2 separate regions of the Homo sapiens genome follow, and region 2 is linked to region 1. Evidence: chromatin contacts called from ENCODE Hi-C or POLR2A ChIA-PET data. All regions are on one chromosome and are shown on one strand. The core of a region is the stretch at or near the end of the contact, and the rest is flanking DNA. Distances in the headings are between cores, read along the strand shown.

The links. A loop is a pair of places that touch in the nucleus more often than their neighbours do. ChIA-PET counts read pairs that join two places held with the same protein, here RNA polymerase II (POLR2A). Pooled maps may share reads with other maps.
Region 2: a loop to region 1 is called in a map of GM12878, with 2.5 times the contacts of the local background. The contact joins the enhancer-like site here to the promoter of GCLC-AS1 in region 1. A Hi-C loop is called at or near these places in 6 of 168 maps with a recorded cell type or tissue (B cell, GM12878, adrenal gland and 3 more), 7 of 37 single-sample maps with no recorded cell type and 10 of 50 pooled maps. POLR2A ChIA-PET finds 5 or more read pairs at or near these places in 3 of 52 experiments (GM12878, MCF 10A and PC-9).

What each region holds. Positions count from the first base shown.
Region 1 is chr6:53,427,779-53,435,721 of GRCh38, reverse strand. It overlaps GCLC-AS1 (GCLC antisense RNA 1), which reads right to left and starts at 4,228. Exons shown (of 5, transcript NR_183318.1): 1 at 4,083-4,228.
Region 2 is chr6:53,462,838-53,470,780 of GRCh38, reverse strand. All of the region lies in intron 2 of GCLC-AS1 (GCLC antisense RNA 1), which reads right to left. Among named protein-coding and RNA genes, the nearest start is that of GCLC-AS1, 35 kb to the right of the region's middle. Within about 2 kb of position 4,905, at least 11 of the 41 ENCODE cell types and tissues checked have a DNase peak (open chromatin) inside an H3K27ac peak, as active enhancers do; they include PC-9 and adrenal gland, where a contact is called at or near this core.

The sequences.
Region 1 (7,943 bases), core at 2,979-5,478:
TGTTCCCCAAGTTCACCAGGTCACTAAGTCCTATATGTGTAAAGTAGCCAAGTAATTTATCATCTAAGTTAGGATGCTGTTGAGATAAGGGGGTAGTATTAACTATTACACTGGGAAAACAGGCACAAGCATGAACTCTCCTGGGCAAATTGGGACATATAATCATCCCAATCTTAGAGCACTTTGACTCCTATCACATCCTCCCTCATGACGTACATGCTACTGTAAGAAAAAGTCTAGTTATATCCTTATATCTAACTGTACAGAATAGACTTATTGTTGTAATCATTATATAAAAACAATGTATTAAGACTTACATGTTTACCATTTTCTCAGCCTTTTTTTTTTTTTTTTTTTTTTTTTTTTTAGATGGAGTCTCACTCTGTGGCCCAGGCTGGACTGCAGTGGTGTAATCTCGGCTCACTGCAACCTCCGCCTCCTGGGCTCAAGTGATTCTCCTGCCCCAGCCTCCTGAGTAGCTGGGATTACAGGTGCACACCACCACATCTGGCTAATTTTTGTATTTTTAGTAGAGAAAGGGTTTCACTATCTTGGCCAGGCTGGTCTCAAACTCCTGACCTCAGGTTATCTGCCCACCTCAGCCTCCCAAAGTGCTGGCATTACAGGTGTGAGCCACTGCGCCCAGCCAAACAAAGACTTTACTGTTGAAATCTATTGTTATTTTATTTATTTATTTATTTAAAGCTGAGTTTCCACAAGAAGATCAAGTTATTTTGTGTCTGAACAAGTAATCTTTCAATCTCAAACTTTGCTGTTAAATCTTAAATGCAGATTGATAATGAGACTTGAAGAGTCAATAAATCCTGGCATAAGTCTCCAGTCTATGACTAAGGGGTAATAACAATACAAAATAATACATACTTGGGCTTGGGAGAGAAAGTATCTAGATTGTCAAAGCCTCCTCTTCTATGCACCCCATAATCCTTCTGTTGCCCTTTTACCCGTCTCAACTCTAATATTAGTATTCATTCTCTCTGATTCAAAGAATTTATCTTTGTGGGGCCAGGCGCGGTGGCTCACGCCTATAATCCCAGCACTTTGGGAGGCCGAGGCGGGCGGATCACAAGGTCAGGAGATCGAGACCATCCTGGCTAACAAGGTGAAACACCATCTCTACTAAAAATACAAAAAATTAACTGGGAGTGGTGGCAGACACCTAATAGTCCCAGCTACTGGGGAGGCTGAGGCAGGAGAATGGCGTGAACCCAGGAGGCGGAGCTTGCAGTGAGCTGAGATCACGCCAGTGCACTCCAGCCTGGGAGACAGAGCGAGACTCCATCTCAAAAAAAAAGAATTTATCTTTGTGGTAGTGCCATAGCCTTCGGGTAGAGAGAGCTGATGAAATTTAACTTCTGATTATCTCAGGAAGCTGAGCTAAGTCAGTAATGAATGTGTACTTTGTAATTTTGTCTATTTGAACATTCACAACCTGCTGTTAGCCTTTTAAAAATCTCAGAAGTTTTAGGTTGAATAATATAAAACAAAAGCATCATAAAATTCACTAGAGAGAAAAAAATTGATTTTTTAACTAAGACTTTAAAAAGTAAATAGTGTATGTTCAAAGGAAGATTAGCGAATTGCTACAGTCACAGCTCAGTAACATTGGACTTGAACATCTATTGATAGTAAGTACTACGTTTAGCATTCATATGAAGATTATGTCTATAGACCTCAACAGTTTCATGATGCTGCCAAATAAAAATATTTTAATTTGCCTTTCAATTTTCCACACTTAATAGAGTCACATGCTATAACATTCCTTATAGATCAAGGATGCAAACATTTTCAGGGTTTAAGCTACAGGATTAGGAGGATTAAGCTAAGGATTAGGAAGAAAGATCATTACAATTCTCTGTCCTGTATGGGTTAACAATAAGCCTCAGCCTTTTTCTAACAATATTTGCTTTAGATAGAGATAATAGGTAGTCAAATAAATAAGTACTTCGAGGGCAGTACTTTGTGCCCAGTACGCTATCAGGAACCATGGACATTCGGAAAGAAGTCAAAGATGTCATCCCTGCATTTAGGAAATGCACACACTTGTTGGAGAGTAAGAATGTATATTTCTGTATCTACACAGCATTAAAAAGATCCACAGTGGGAGAGAGGAATATGGAAGCAAAATATTGGACAGAATGTGTTATTGACATAGATTCAACTATCTGTACCATAGACTTTAGAAAGGGGAAGCTAACTTTAGGCAGAAGTTAGTCACATAAGGCTTCATGGAGGAGGGGGGAGCCTTCAGACGAAAGTGGAATTTCTGGAGTTATATTAGAAAAGGGAAAGTGTTCCAGGGAGAGAATGGCACAAGCAAAGACACTAAAATAGTCCCTCCTTTATTAATCCATTCAGCAACCATTTAATGAGCACTTAGCTCATATGAAGACCAGTAACCAATATCTTCAAAGATGAAATGAAAGATGAAATCATGCTTCCTATCTTTATGGGAAAGGCTTAGGAGGAACTTCAATCTTATAATCCAGTACTATTCTGTAATCAGCTTTTGATGAGTATTTATTAAAAGAATGAGGCTTATCCTACTTTCCCAATGCATCTTCTTTCTTTCACATAATACCATCTATCCAGCTGACTCACATTCTTCTCTCTTTCATAAGATTGTTTCCCACTTGCTGCTCTCACTGCCCACAGTCATCAGCAACGTCAGCAGTTCACAGGGTGGGTGGGTGGGGGTTTCCAGAAACCCAGCTGGGATGTGTGGGTTAATAAAATCTGGAAGCAAGAGCTACCCGAGGACAGGCTAAGGAGTGATCATAGTTAGGAGCAGCCCAATAGCACTGTCATCTGGCAGCTGAGACAACAAATCATGGGAGAAAACAGGGATCATGACCTGCCGGCTGCTGTCAGCTGAAGCAAAGTGTAGGCAAATAGATCATATGCCATCCCCTGCCCTGAATCCTGAAGAGTTTCAGGTTCACATTCATTCTAAATGCAAGGCCAGCTCCAGAGAATATTGCAAAATGGGTTCTTAGTCATCAATGCCCTATTAACCTCTTGTTTGCTTCCCCTTTAGAGGCTCTTTTACTGTCCAATTGTGTATTTCATTTTTTCTTTTTCTTTTCTTTTTCCTTTTTTTTTTTTAAATGGGGCTTTGCTCTGTTGACTAGGGTGGAGCACAGTGGTGCGATCATGGTTCACAGTATCCTCGACCTCCCAGGCTCAAGCAGTCCTCCCACCTCAGCCTCCTGAGTAGCTGTGACCACAGACACAAGCCACCATGCCTGGCTAATTTATTAATGTTTTTTTGGTAGACGTGGGGTCTCACTATGTTACCCAAGCTGGTCTTGAACTCCTGGGCTCAAGAGATCCTCTCACCTCGGCTCCCCAAAGTGCTGGGAGCATAGGCATGAGCCACAGCGCCTGGCCTCAATTGTCTGTTTCTTTAGACCAGCAATGAGTTTTCCAAAGCTTTGTTTCCAAGGTAGATAGGCCTTTTCTTTGCCCACACAGAGGCAGCCGATCATTTCTAGAGAAAATAATGCAATTAGAACGGTTGGTTTATGCCATGATCTGAATGTTCGTGTCCCCCAACTTAAATTTGAATGCTGAGATCCTGACCCCCCGGGTGATAGAATTAAGAGATGGGGACTTTAGGGGGTGATTAGGTCGTAAGTGTGGAGCCCTCAAGAATGAGATTCATGCCCTTATGAAAGAGGCTCCCGCGAGTTCCCTTAACCCTCCTGCCAGGTGAAGACACAGGAAGCAGACAGCTGTCTATGAACAAGGAAGCAGGTTCTCACCAGACACCAAATCTGCTGACAGCTTGATCTTGCACTTCCAGCCTTCTGAACTGTGAGCAACAAATATTGATTGTTTACGCCATCAGTCTATGGTGTTTTGTTATAGCAGAAATGGACTTTGCTGCCTTGTATCCATCAACACCCTCTACTACAACAGGAAAATAGAAGTCATCTTTCTTTCCACCATGAAATTTAAACATATCTGCATACATGTTCATTGTCTTAGTCCATTTTGTGCTAGTATAATAGCACAGACCTATAAAGAACAGAACTTATAAAGAACAGAAATCTATTTCTTACCATTCTGAAGGCTGAGAAGTCCAAGATCAAGGCACCAGCATCTGGTGAGGGCTGCTCTTGGCTTCCACAATGGCATTTTGAACACTGTGTCATCCAAAGAAGAGAAACACTGTGTCCTCACATGGCAGAAGACAGAAGGGACAGAGGACCAAACTCCTTCATAAAGGGCTTTTATAACAACATTAATCCATTCATGAAGGTGGAGCCCTTATGACCTAAATACCCCAAAGGCCGCAACTCCCAACAGTGTTGCACTGGGATTAAGTGTCAGCATTCAAATATATTCTAAAACCCTCATTTATAAAGCCTTCTCTTTTACTTAACAAAGATAAAGGTGAAATCTTCCAGTCAATGGTGAGAAGACAGTTATTTTATAAATGATTTTGGGAAACCAGGTAGCCATCTAAAAATAAAACTAAAATTGTCTTAACCCCTCCCACTTGCACCAGGAAAATATACAATTGAATCAAAGATTTCAGAGTAAATAATGAAATTATAAATCAGTTCTAAGAAATCTCGAGAGAATTCTTCGAGAGTTGGAAAAACCTCTCTATGACACAAAACTCAAGAACCATAAACAAAAAGATTTATAAATTTGACAATACGAAAATCAACCATTTCTACAAGGCCGAAGCTACCATAAACAAATTTCAAAGACAAACAGCAAACTGGGAAAATATATATGCAAGATATATTGGAAGCAAAGGGCTACTTTTCCTTATATAAAGAAAGCATGTATAACGTGTTAAAAAAAATCAATAACTCAATTTTTTTAAAGGTACAACAATCCTCCCAATGACTCTTAACCAATAAAACATGTTTAATCTCACTCATAGCTAAAGAATGCAAATTAAAATAATACTGAGCTACCAATTTTCACTTGTGAAATTAGGAAAGGTCAAAAATTTGATAATCTTCTGTGCTGATGAGGTTGTGGGGAAAGAGGCATTTTCATATTGCTGATGGGAATGTAATAGGTACAACTTCTATGAAGAGGAATTTAGCATTATTTACCAAAATCACAACTACTCCTACCCTCTGATCCAGAAAATTCTACATCTAAAAATTTATCTTACAGATTACATGTACACACACTTCCAAAATGTATAAGGTTATTCGTTGCAGCTCAGAAATGAAAAATATTAGCAATAAACATGATCTCTCTCAATAAGAGATAAATCAACAATGGCACACCCCACAAAGAAGTAAGACCTCTGCTCCTTCTCCACACAGCCTGTAAATATCAGCTGTCCTCCACACTCAGTCCTAGACCTTCTTCCATTCCTACTCTTGGTGGTCTCATCCATTGCCAGGGCTTTAAATATCTTCACAGAAATTATCTCATTCCAGAAACCTTATAATAATCTTTTTTGTCTTCCTATCCCTCGTTCTCTTCACTAAATGCTATTAAACTACCTCAAAATTACATTTTAATAGTAAAACAGCTTTATTCATGTATAACTGAAATAAACTGTACATAATTGTAGTACATTATTTGATAAGCTTTGACACAAGTATACATTCAAAACTACCACCATAATCAAGATAATAAACATCTCCATCATCCCCGAAAGTTTCCTAATGCTCCTTTGTAATCCCTCTGGCCCACCTCTCCCTACTCCCCAAACTAGCCACTGATATGCTTTCCATCATGACAGCTTAGTGTGTATTTTCTAGAATTTTATATAAATAGAATCTTACAGTATAAACTCTTCTTTTCATTCTTCTTTCACTTACCATAATTATTTTCAGATTCATCTATGTTTTGTATATTATTAGTTCATTCCTTTTGTGACTGAGTAGTATTCCATTGCATGGAAATATCATAATTTGTTTAAATTCACCTATTGATAAACATTTGAATTCCTTTCATGTTTTCTCTATTATAAGTCAAACTGGTATGGATGCAAACATATATTTAATACATCCAGTTTCCTACATTTAAAAAAGTTCTATGTTTCTTCCTCCTGTTTTTAACACCTTTGCTAACCAACCACCATCTGTGAGTAGGTGTTAAGGGTTTCTTGACTGATCTTCTACTTTCTATTCTTCATTCTACCCTACAACCATAGCTATCATTTTTTTAAAAAACATTAATGTTTGTCCTTTTTTGTTTAAAGTTCTTTAGTAACCACCACTTCCTCTACCTTGCCCCAGCCCAGTACTCTAAGGATGTAATCCAAACTTCATAGTCTAAAATGCCTTTTATATTATCTGGCCTCCCTCACTTTACCTAGCACTGCTGTCTTTCAAGCTTGTGCTTCCTGACCCACATAATCCTTTTCTCATTGCCTCAAAAGCTCCACTATTTTTTTTCTACTCCAGGTATCCGTCACATGCTGTTCCTTCTTGGAATTCTCTTCCCCAGTTCATCTACTATCTTGCAACTTCTCCCATTCCTTAAGTTTCCAAGAAATCAGTAATGGATTACAAACATCTATCCAAATTTTCTGCCACTGTTGAAGAGGTAAGAGATGAGTTGACTCATTCAAGAAATGGAGCAAGGAGGCTGATCTAAGGAAGAAAAAAAATGAGCAAAGCCAAAAACTATGAACCCATGGTGATAATATCCACCGTATTGAGAGGCCAGTCCAGGAGGCTCATCAGTCTTTTCATAGCTAAAGACCACAGAAGTAATCAAAAGTAAAATATGTATGACAAAAAACCATTGAGTTGATAAAAGACAGCCTTGAGCAAACATTAAAATATGAAATGGAAAAAAGATGAAAATTACTAGACAGATGACTACTAATATGGAATCTAGACAAAGGCGATCTAATATAAAAATAATGGGTATTCTTAAATTTTAAAAAGCAAATAGTGAAAGAAAATGTACTTAAAGATTTAATAACAAAAAGAGAACACAAAGCACTAGAAAAAATTTCCCAGGAAAATCTGATAAAGAATATTTAATGCTTACACATATCTTGAAATAAACTAAAAGCTTTAAGGACATCCATGTAGAAAAAGAAAAGCTCCTCTAAGTGTAAGGGCTGTGAGGGAGGTGCAGATGAGCCTGACCTCCAAAACCTCAGCAGCAGCATTCAATGCCAGAAGACAATGGAGCTCTGCTTACAAAGTTCTGAGGAAAGGAAAGGGTAACTTTGTGTCCATCTAATTGTGCTTGAAACATAAAGGCAGGAAACAAACTTTAAAATAAGCAGCAATTCATGAAATTTAGTGCTCATGAATTATTTTTGAAAAAGCCATCCAACAACAAAACCCAGCAAGCCAATTGTTAAGTGAAAAATTAAAAACCCGGAAGTGGAAGGTTGGTCATTAAACACATTCAATGGCTTAAAGAAAAAGCAAAGCTGAGAATTATGGCTACAGGACAGAGTAAATTTATGAATCTTGATAATGAAAAAATAATAATACACTTAACAGAAATATGGTGTTGTAGGGGTAGGTTAGAAAGATGGTGCCATGTTGCTTACCTTCAGTGCAGGCAGATCCATAGATACTGCTTGAATTGAAGCATTTTGGTGATTGGGTTTTTTTTTTTTAAGTAAAAAAATCTTTTGAAATTTTAGAGTTATCTTCTAGGAAAATAAAATTGCTTGATGTGAAGAAACTTATTAATCTGAGATTGAGCAATTCTACCAATTTCACTAGCTTTTCTCCAGTTTAGTTCAAGTAAAGACAAATTTAATGCTTTTTGTTTTTTAAAAAAAGCATTTACAGTAGGTCCCATTTTTGTAGAATTATGTCTATGTGTGAATATGGGTACATACATAGAGAGATCACTAGGAACTAGGATGATGTTGCCAAATGTTATGACAATTATTTCTGGGTAGTTGATAGTGGGGGTTTTGCTTGTTGGTTTTGTTTTTTAACTTTCTTCTATATACTCTTCCGTAG
Region 2 (7,943 bases), core at 3,656-6,155, 34 kb before region 1:
TCAGCCCATGGATCATTCTCAAGAATAGACCTTATGATAGGCCACAAAAGAAGTCTTTAAAGATTCAAAAAAATGAAATTATATCAAATATCATCTCTGACCACAGTGAAATAAAACTAGAAATCAATAACAAGAGAAATTTGGAAACTACAAAAAAAAACCATGAAAATTAAACAATGTGCTCCTGAATGATCAGTGAGTCAATGAAGAAATGAAGAAGGAAATTTAAAAATTTCTTGAAACAAATGAACATGGAAACACAACCTAACAGAACCTATGGGATACAGTGAAAGCAGTACTAAGAGGAAAGTGTACAGCTATAAGCATCTATATCAAAAAAAGTAGAAGAACTTCACATAAACAAACTAACAATGCATCTTAAAGAACTATGAAAGCCAGAGTAAACCAAACCCAAAATCAGTAGAAGAAAAGAAATAATAAAGATCAGAGCAGAAATAAATGAAATTTAAACAAAGAAAACAATACAAAAATCAATGAAATGAAAAGTTGGGTTTTTGAAAAGATAAACAAAATAGACAAAGCTTTAGCCATACTAAGAAAGAAAGAGAGAATACCCAAATAAATAATACTGAAGATGAAAAAGGATACATTATAACTGATACTGTAGAACTTCAAAAGATTATCAGAGGCTATTAGGAACAACTATAAGCCAGTACATTGGAAAATCTAGAAGAAATGGATAAATTCCTAGACATAAAAAACCTACCAAGATTGAACAATGAAGAAATCCAAAACCTGCACAGACCAATAAAAAGTAATGAGATCAAAACTGAAACAAGAAAAATCTCCAGTAAAGAAAAGCCCAGGACCTGATGGCTTCACTGCTGAGTTGTACCAAATATTTAAAGAACAACTAATGTCAATCCTACTGAAACTACTCCAAAAAATAGGAGAGAAGGGAAAACTTCCTAACTCATTCTATGAGGCCAGTATTACCCTGATACTAAAACCAAAGACACACAAAAAATCAAACTAAAGTCCAATTTCCCTGATGAACATTAATGCAAAAATCCTCAACCAAATACTAGCAAACCAAATTCAACAACAGATTAAAAACATCATTTATCATGGCCAAGTGGGATTTATCCCAGAGATGCAAGGATGGCTCAACATGCACAAATCAATCAATGTGATACATCATACCAATAGAATGAAGGACAAAAACCACATGATCATTTCAACTGATACTAAAAAAGCATTTGATAAAATTCAACATCCCTTCATGATTAAAAAAAAAATCACTAAAAAACTGGGTGTTCATGGAACATACCACAACACAGTAAAAGCTATATATGACAGACCCACAATTATTATCATACTAAACACAAAAAAACTGAATGCCTTTCCTCTGAGATCTGGAACAAGATAAGGATGCTTACTTTCACCACTGTTATTCAACATAGTACTGGAAGTCCTAGCTAAAGCAATCAAACAAAAGAATGAAATAAAAGGTCATCCAAATTGGAAAGGAAGAAGTCAAATTATCCTTGTTTGCAGACGATATGATCTTATATTTCAAAAAAACTAAAGATTCCATAAAAAGTATATTAGAATTGGTAAACAAATTCAGTGAAGTTGCAGGATACAAAATCAACATGCATAAATCAGTAGATTTTTTTTTTTGAAAAGGAGTCTCACTCTGTCACCCAGGCTGGAGTGCAGTGGTGTGATCTCAGCTTACTGCAACCTCCACCTCATGGGTTCAAGCTATTCTCATGTGCCAGCCTCCTGAGTAGTTAGGATTACAGGTGTGCACAACCACGCCTGGCTAATTTTTGTATTTTTTGTAGAGACAGGGTTTTGCCATGTTAGCCAGGCTGATCTCGAACGCTTGGTCTCAAATGACCCTCCCACCTTGGCCTCCCAAAGTTCTGGGATTACAGGGTGAGCCACTGAGCCCAGCCAATCAGTAGTATTTCTACATGTCAACAGCAAACATTCTGAAAGGGAAATCACGAAAATAATCTTATTTACAGTAGCTACAAATAATATAAAATAGGTAGGAATAAACTTAACCAAAGAACTAAAAGATCTCTACAATGGAAACTATAAAACATTGATTCAAGAAATTGAAGAGGACATAAAAAACTGGAAAAATCAACGTTAAAATGTCCATCCTAGCCAATGCAATCTACAGATTCAATGCAATCCCTATCAAAATACCAATGATATTCTTCACAGAAATAGAAAAAAAATCCTAAAATTGACATGGAACCCCAAAAGACCCAGAATAGCCAAAGCTATCCTGAGCAAAAAGAACAAAGCTAGAGGACTCACATTACCTGACTTCAAATTATAGTACAGAGATATAGTAACCAAAACGCATGGTACTGGCATAAAAACAGACCAACAGACCAATGAAACAGAGTGGAGAACCCAGAAACAAATCCATACACCTAGAGTAAACTCATTTTTGACAAAAGTCACAGGAACACAGTTTGCTCAAAGGACAGTCTCTTCAATAAATGCTGCTAGGAAAACTGGATATCCATATGCAGAAGAATGAAACTAGATCCCTATCTCTTACTACATACAAAAATCAAATCAAAATGAATTAATGACTTAAACCTAAGACCTCAAACTATGAAACTACTACAAGAAAACATTGGGGAAACTCTCCAGGACATTAATCTGGGCAAAGATTTCTTGAGTAATACCCCACAAGCACAGGCAATCAAAGCAAAAATGGACCATTGGGATCACATCAAGTTTAAAACCTTCTGCACAGCAAAGGAAACAATCAACAAAGTGAAGAGACAACCCACAGAATGGGTGAAAATATTTGCAAACTATCCATCTGACCAGGGATTAATAACCAGTCTTATAATGAACTCAAACAACTCAATAGGGAAAAAAAATCTAATAATCCAATTTAAAAATGGGAAAAAGATCTGAATAGACATTTTTCAAAAGAAGACATACAAATGGCAAACAGGCATATGAAAAGGTGCTCAACATCATTGGTCATCAGAGCAATGCAAATGAAAACTACAATGAGATATTAGCTCACCCCAGTAAGAATGACTTTTATTCAAAAGACAGACAATAATGAATGCTGGAGAACACGTGGAAAAAAGGCCACCTTCATGCACTGTTGGTGGAAATGTAAGTTAGTACAACCACTATGGAGAAGAGTTTGGAGGTTCCTCAAAAAAAAATCTAAAAATAGAGCTACCAGATAATCCAGTAACTCCATGGCTAGATATATACTCAAAAGAAAGAAAATCACTATGTCCAAGAGATATCTGCACTCCCATGTTTGTTGCAGCACTATTCACAATAGCTAAGACTTGAAACAACCTAAGTGTCCATCAACAGATGAATGGATAAAGAAAATGTGGTACTTGTACACAATGGAGTACTTATCAGCCATAAAAAAGAATGAGATCCAGTCATTTGCAACAACATGGGTGGAACTGGAAGACATTATGTTAAGAATAAACCAAGCACAGAAAGACAAACTTCACATGTTCTTGCTTATTTGTGGGAACTAAAAATTAAAACAATTGAACTCACAGAGATAGAGTAGAAGGCTGGTTACCAGAGGCTGGGAATGGAGGGGCAGTGGTGGAAATAGGGATGGTTAATGGGTACAAAAATATAGTTAGATCGAATGAGTAAGATCTAGTATGTGATAGCACAACAGGATGACTACAGTCAACAGTAATTTATTGCACATTTAAAAATAACTAAAAGAGTATAATTGGATTGTTTATAATGCAAAGAAAGGATAAATGCGTGGGGTAATGGATACCTCATACACCCTGATGTGGTCATTACACATTATATACCTGTATCAAAATATTCTGTGTACCACATAAATATATACACCTACTATGTACCCACAAAAATTAAAAATTAAAAATAAGTTTTTAAAACATTAAACATAAGCTTTTTTTAAAAAAAATGATTGACATCTCCTGAATTCCCCAAATAATCTAGCCAGCTACCAGACCCTTCTATTGCTCTAGATCAGGGGTGTCCAATCTTTTGGCTTCCCTGGGCCACACTGGAAGCATTGTCTTAGGCCATACATAAAATATAACACTAATGATAGCTGATGAGCTAAAAAAAAATATTTTGCAAAAAAAATTTCATAATGTTTTAAGAAAGTTTATGAATTTGTTGGGCTACATTCAAAGCTGTCCTGGGCTGCATGCAGCCTGCAGGCTGGGGGTTGGACAAGCTTGCTGTAGAATGTTCTGTGGTGACTCATTATTAAGGTACACCAGGGGAGGGGAAGGATTTTTCCCAACGTCTTTTGATTCTGTTCTTACTCTTTAAAATATTTGAAATATGAAACAACAGAAATATGTTTACTGCTATAACCATGGCACCTTGAACAATGCCCAGCCTATAGGAGGCACTCAATAAATTTTGGTCAAAGAATGAAGGAACACATAATTCTCACAGTGTAAGGCAAGCACTATCCAATCACACCCCTTTCTCATCACTCCAGAAACTTCTTTCAGTCAGACCAATCTTCCAAAATCACTTTCTTTCTCTGTAGATAAAGAGAACAGAGGCAGTGTTCCAGTCGCCTCTCTCAGGAGTAAGGCAGATCTCTTCCTGTCTCATGCCACACCTCAGCCCTTTAGAAACAAGGTCCCTGAAGCAGAAACTTTCAAACGTTCTATATGAAGGCCCCTTCCAACATGCTGTGTTATGGCGTAACACATCCAGCCTCATCAGCTAACACCCTTGCTGGGACCAAAGCAAAGTCCTGGGCTGCAAGTGGATGTGGGAGTTAGTAAACAGCAGCCTCAACTGTTGCACAATTTTGCCAAGGGCCATATTAGTTCAGAACATAGAATTCCCTGTTCCATGCTTAGGAGGTCACTCTGAGATGCCTGGCCTGTTTTGTTTCACGGTGTGCTGATGGGTAAGCAGTGATCAGATACTTAACAGAGATAAGATTGAATTGGGCCTGCAGGAACAGGCCCTTCTCAGAGAGAAGGGAGCATTTGTCAGAGACTCTGTCCCATGTGTCCCAGCCTTGCTCACGGCAAGGAGCTTCACGCTTTGTGGCGATTTCACTCTTTTGTCCCTACTTCCTTGTGCAAACTGCCCATTTGTTCATGAGCCTCCTTCTCTTCCTTCAACCTTCCCAATCCAGGAGCACAGGCGTCCACTTTTGCGTGTAATTGATCCCATCTTCAGGAGCAGTAGCTTCCTGAGCCTTCTGCTTCTGAGCCCAGGAAAGAGAATATAATGGCTGCAGAAGAAAGCATGGGTCTGGACTAACTCTTCTCTCTGTCAATGATAGTGTGTCTCTGAACTGACCTCTCCTCCCACAACCTGCTGGCACACTGGGCTCACCTCCCACCCAGGAGAACCCAGCGGGGCTGGTCTGATGGTGAGTTGTGCATTGGGCACATTTTAGCCTGGCCTCGAACTACGCACAGGCTCACCACCTCTTAGCCTTGATTCCACTGATATCAACTCTCAGAAACTCAACGGAAGACGCAAAGCCAGCCACTCCTTCGTACCATAGCACATGCTGTTTCCTCAGCCTAGAATTTTTCTTCCTCCTTATCTGGGGGATGACTCTTCTCATTTTTCAAAACTGAGATAAGTATCTCTTAAAGTCCAGAATCTTTACTTTCACTTGCAAATGTCACAGTGTCCTGGCCAGAGCTACCCCTCTGACCTAATTTCCCAATACCCTCTCATCTCACTGCTCAGGTCACACTGGGCTCCTTGCCATCCCTTGAGCTTCCAAGCACACCCTGCCCATGGCCTTTCCCCTTGTGATTTCCTCATCCTGGAGTGCTCTTCTCCCCACTCTTCACGTGACTCACCCCTCTTTTCATTCCTTTTCCTACATAAATGCCACCATCTCAGGAAGCCTTCACTGATCCCTGATTAAAATAGTGTGAGCCCACTCCTACACACGCACTGTCTCTCTACACCCCCACCTCCTCTATCTTCTTTCATTGCGCACACCATGATCTGATTTTATGTTAGATATTTATATGTAATGTTCACTCTCTGCCTCCCCAGTGGGATGTAAGTCCTGTGGCTGCAGGAGATTTTGTGTTCATCACAACATCGTAAGCCCCTGGAACAATTCCTGGCAGACAGCACTCCCTAGTAAATAGCGGCTGAGTAAATGTTGCTTCAACTTGATTTCTAACTTGGTATTCTATTGCCTCTAGGCAGTTCTGTGAATAAACAGAAAACTCTAGGTAAGGTTCATGTAGATTTGACTCAAATGATATGTGCATGTCTATATGTGTGAGTGTGCATGCGTGTGTGTGTATGTATAAATGTGTATATATGCACATGTGCATGTATTTGTATGTGTGTATACAGAGTTGTCCCTCAGTATTCATTGGGGATTGGCTCCAGGATCATCTGCAGATACCAAAATCCACAGATGTTCAAGTCCCTGGTATAAAATGGTGTAGTATTTGCATATAAGCTTTGCACATCCTCCTATATACTTTAATTCATCTCTAGATTACTTATAATGCCTAATGCAATGTACCATGTCATTTCTACCATGCTATTTATATTATTTTGTGTTTTCCTTCTGTATTAAGCCAAGTTAACAAATATTTAGCAGGAAGATATTTCTAGGAAGCTTAGTTTAACTAAATGAGGTTTTCCAACTCACTCATCATATTTTGTCCTAAATTTCATATTGGTGTTTTGTCTCTTCTGGAACTGTAAGCTTTCTGGAGACACTGACAGGTCTGATTCACTTTATTGTGCACCACAGTAATTAGATAAAGAGACGAAGCAACATCTCATTGTGTCTTAAATACTTCAGGCCTGGCGTGGTGGCTCGCGCCTATAATTCTAGCACTTTGGGAGGCCAAAGTGGGAGGACCATTTGAGGTTGGGAGTTCAATAACAGCCTGCCAACATGGTGAAACCCTATCTCTACTAAAAATACAAAAATTAGCCGGGCGTGGTGGTGCGTGCCTATAGTTCCAGCTACTCAGGAGGCTGAGGCAGGAGAATCGCTTGAACCCAGGAGGCAGAGGATGCAGTGAGCTGAGATCACACCACTGCACTCCAGCCTGGGCAACAGAGTGAGAGTTGGTCTCAAAAAACGAAAACAAAAACAAAAAAAAACAAAAAACAACAAATGCTTCTGCTGATATCCCTCTGCTATCCATGATGAAGTCTCGTAGCTCTCACCATGCTGCTTCTATGCTCATTGTCTCCATTCTCTAGCCTTCGTGAAGAAGTGTGGCTCTTCTCTGAGATTAGACCCTTTACCTGAGCGCCTGCCTTAGGCCTTTTCCCACCAACCAGTCTTTTCAAGGACTCTTCCTTTCAAGACCCCTCCCCTCTGTAATCCCAGACCCTGAAACCCCTTTGCTTCACCCTACTCCTTTCTCTTTCTCCCTTTTTATTTTTTTATTTTTATTTTTATTGTTTTTGAGACAGAGTCTCACTCTGTCACCCAGGCTGGAGTGCAATGGCGCGATCTCGGCTCACTGCAACCTTTGCCTCCTGGGTTCAAGCGATCCTCCCACCTCAGCCTCCAGAATAGCTGGGACTATAGGCATGTGCCACCACACTTGGCTAATTTTTTTGTGTGTGTTTTTAGTAGAGATGGGGTTTCACTATGTTGGCCAGGCTGGTCTCGAACTCCTGACCTCGTGATCTGCCTGCCTTGGCCTCCCAAAGTGCTGGGATTACAGGTGTGAGCCACTATGTCTGGCCTACTTTCTCTCTCTTTTATGCCATTTTCTTATTTCCTTTTACTGCTTTTTGAAAGAATGTACTATATACTTATTTAGTCATTTAACTAATGGCAGAGTCGGTTACATGGGCATGTGGCCAGGTGCAGGGCTCTGTGATCAGAAGGAGGCCCAGGTTTGGGATTTAATAATCTGCTGTTGCTGTCTTAGAGTTCCTAATAATTTCGTTTTTGTTTATTTCTTTGTTTGTTTGTTTTACCAGAG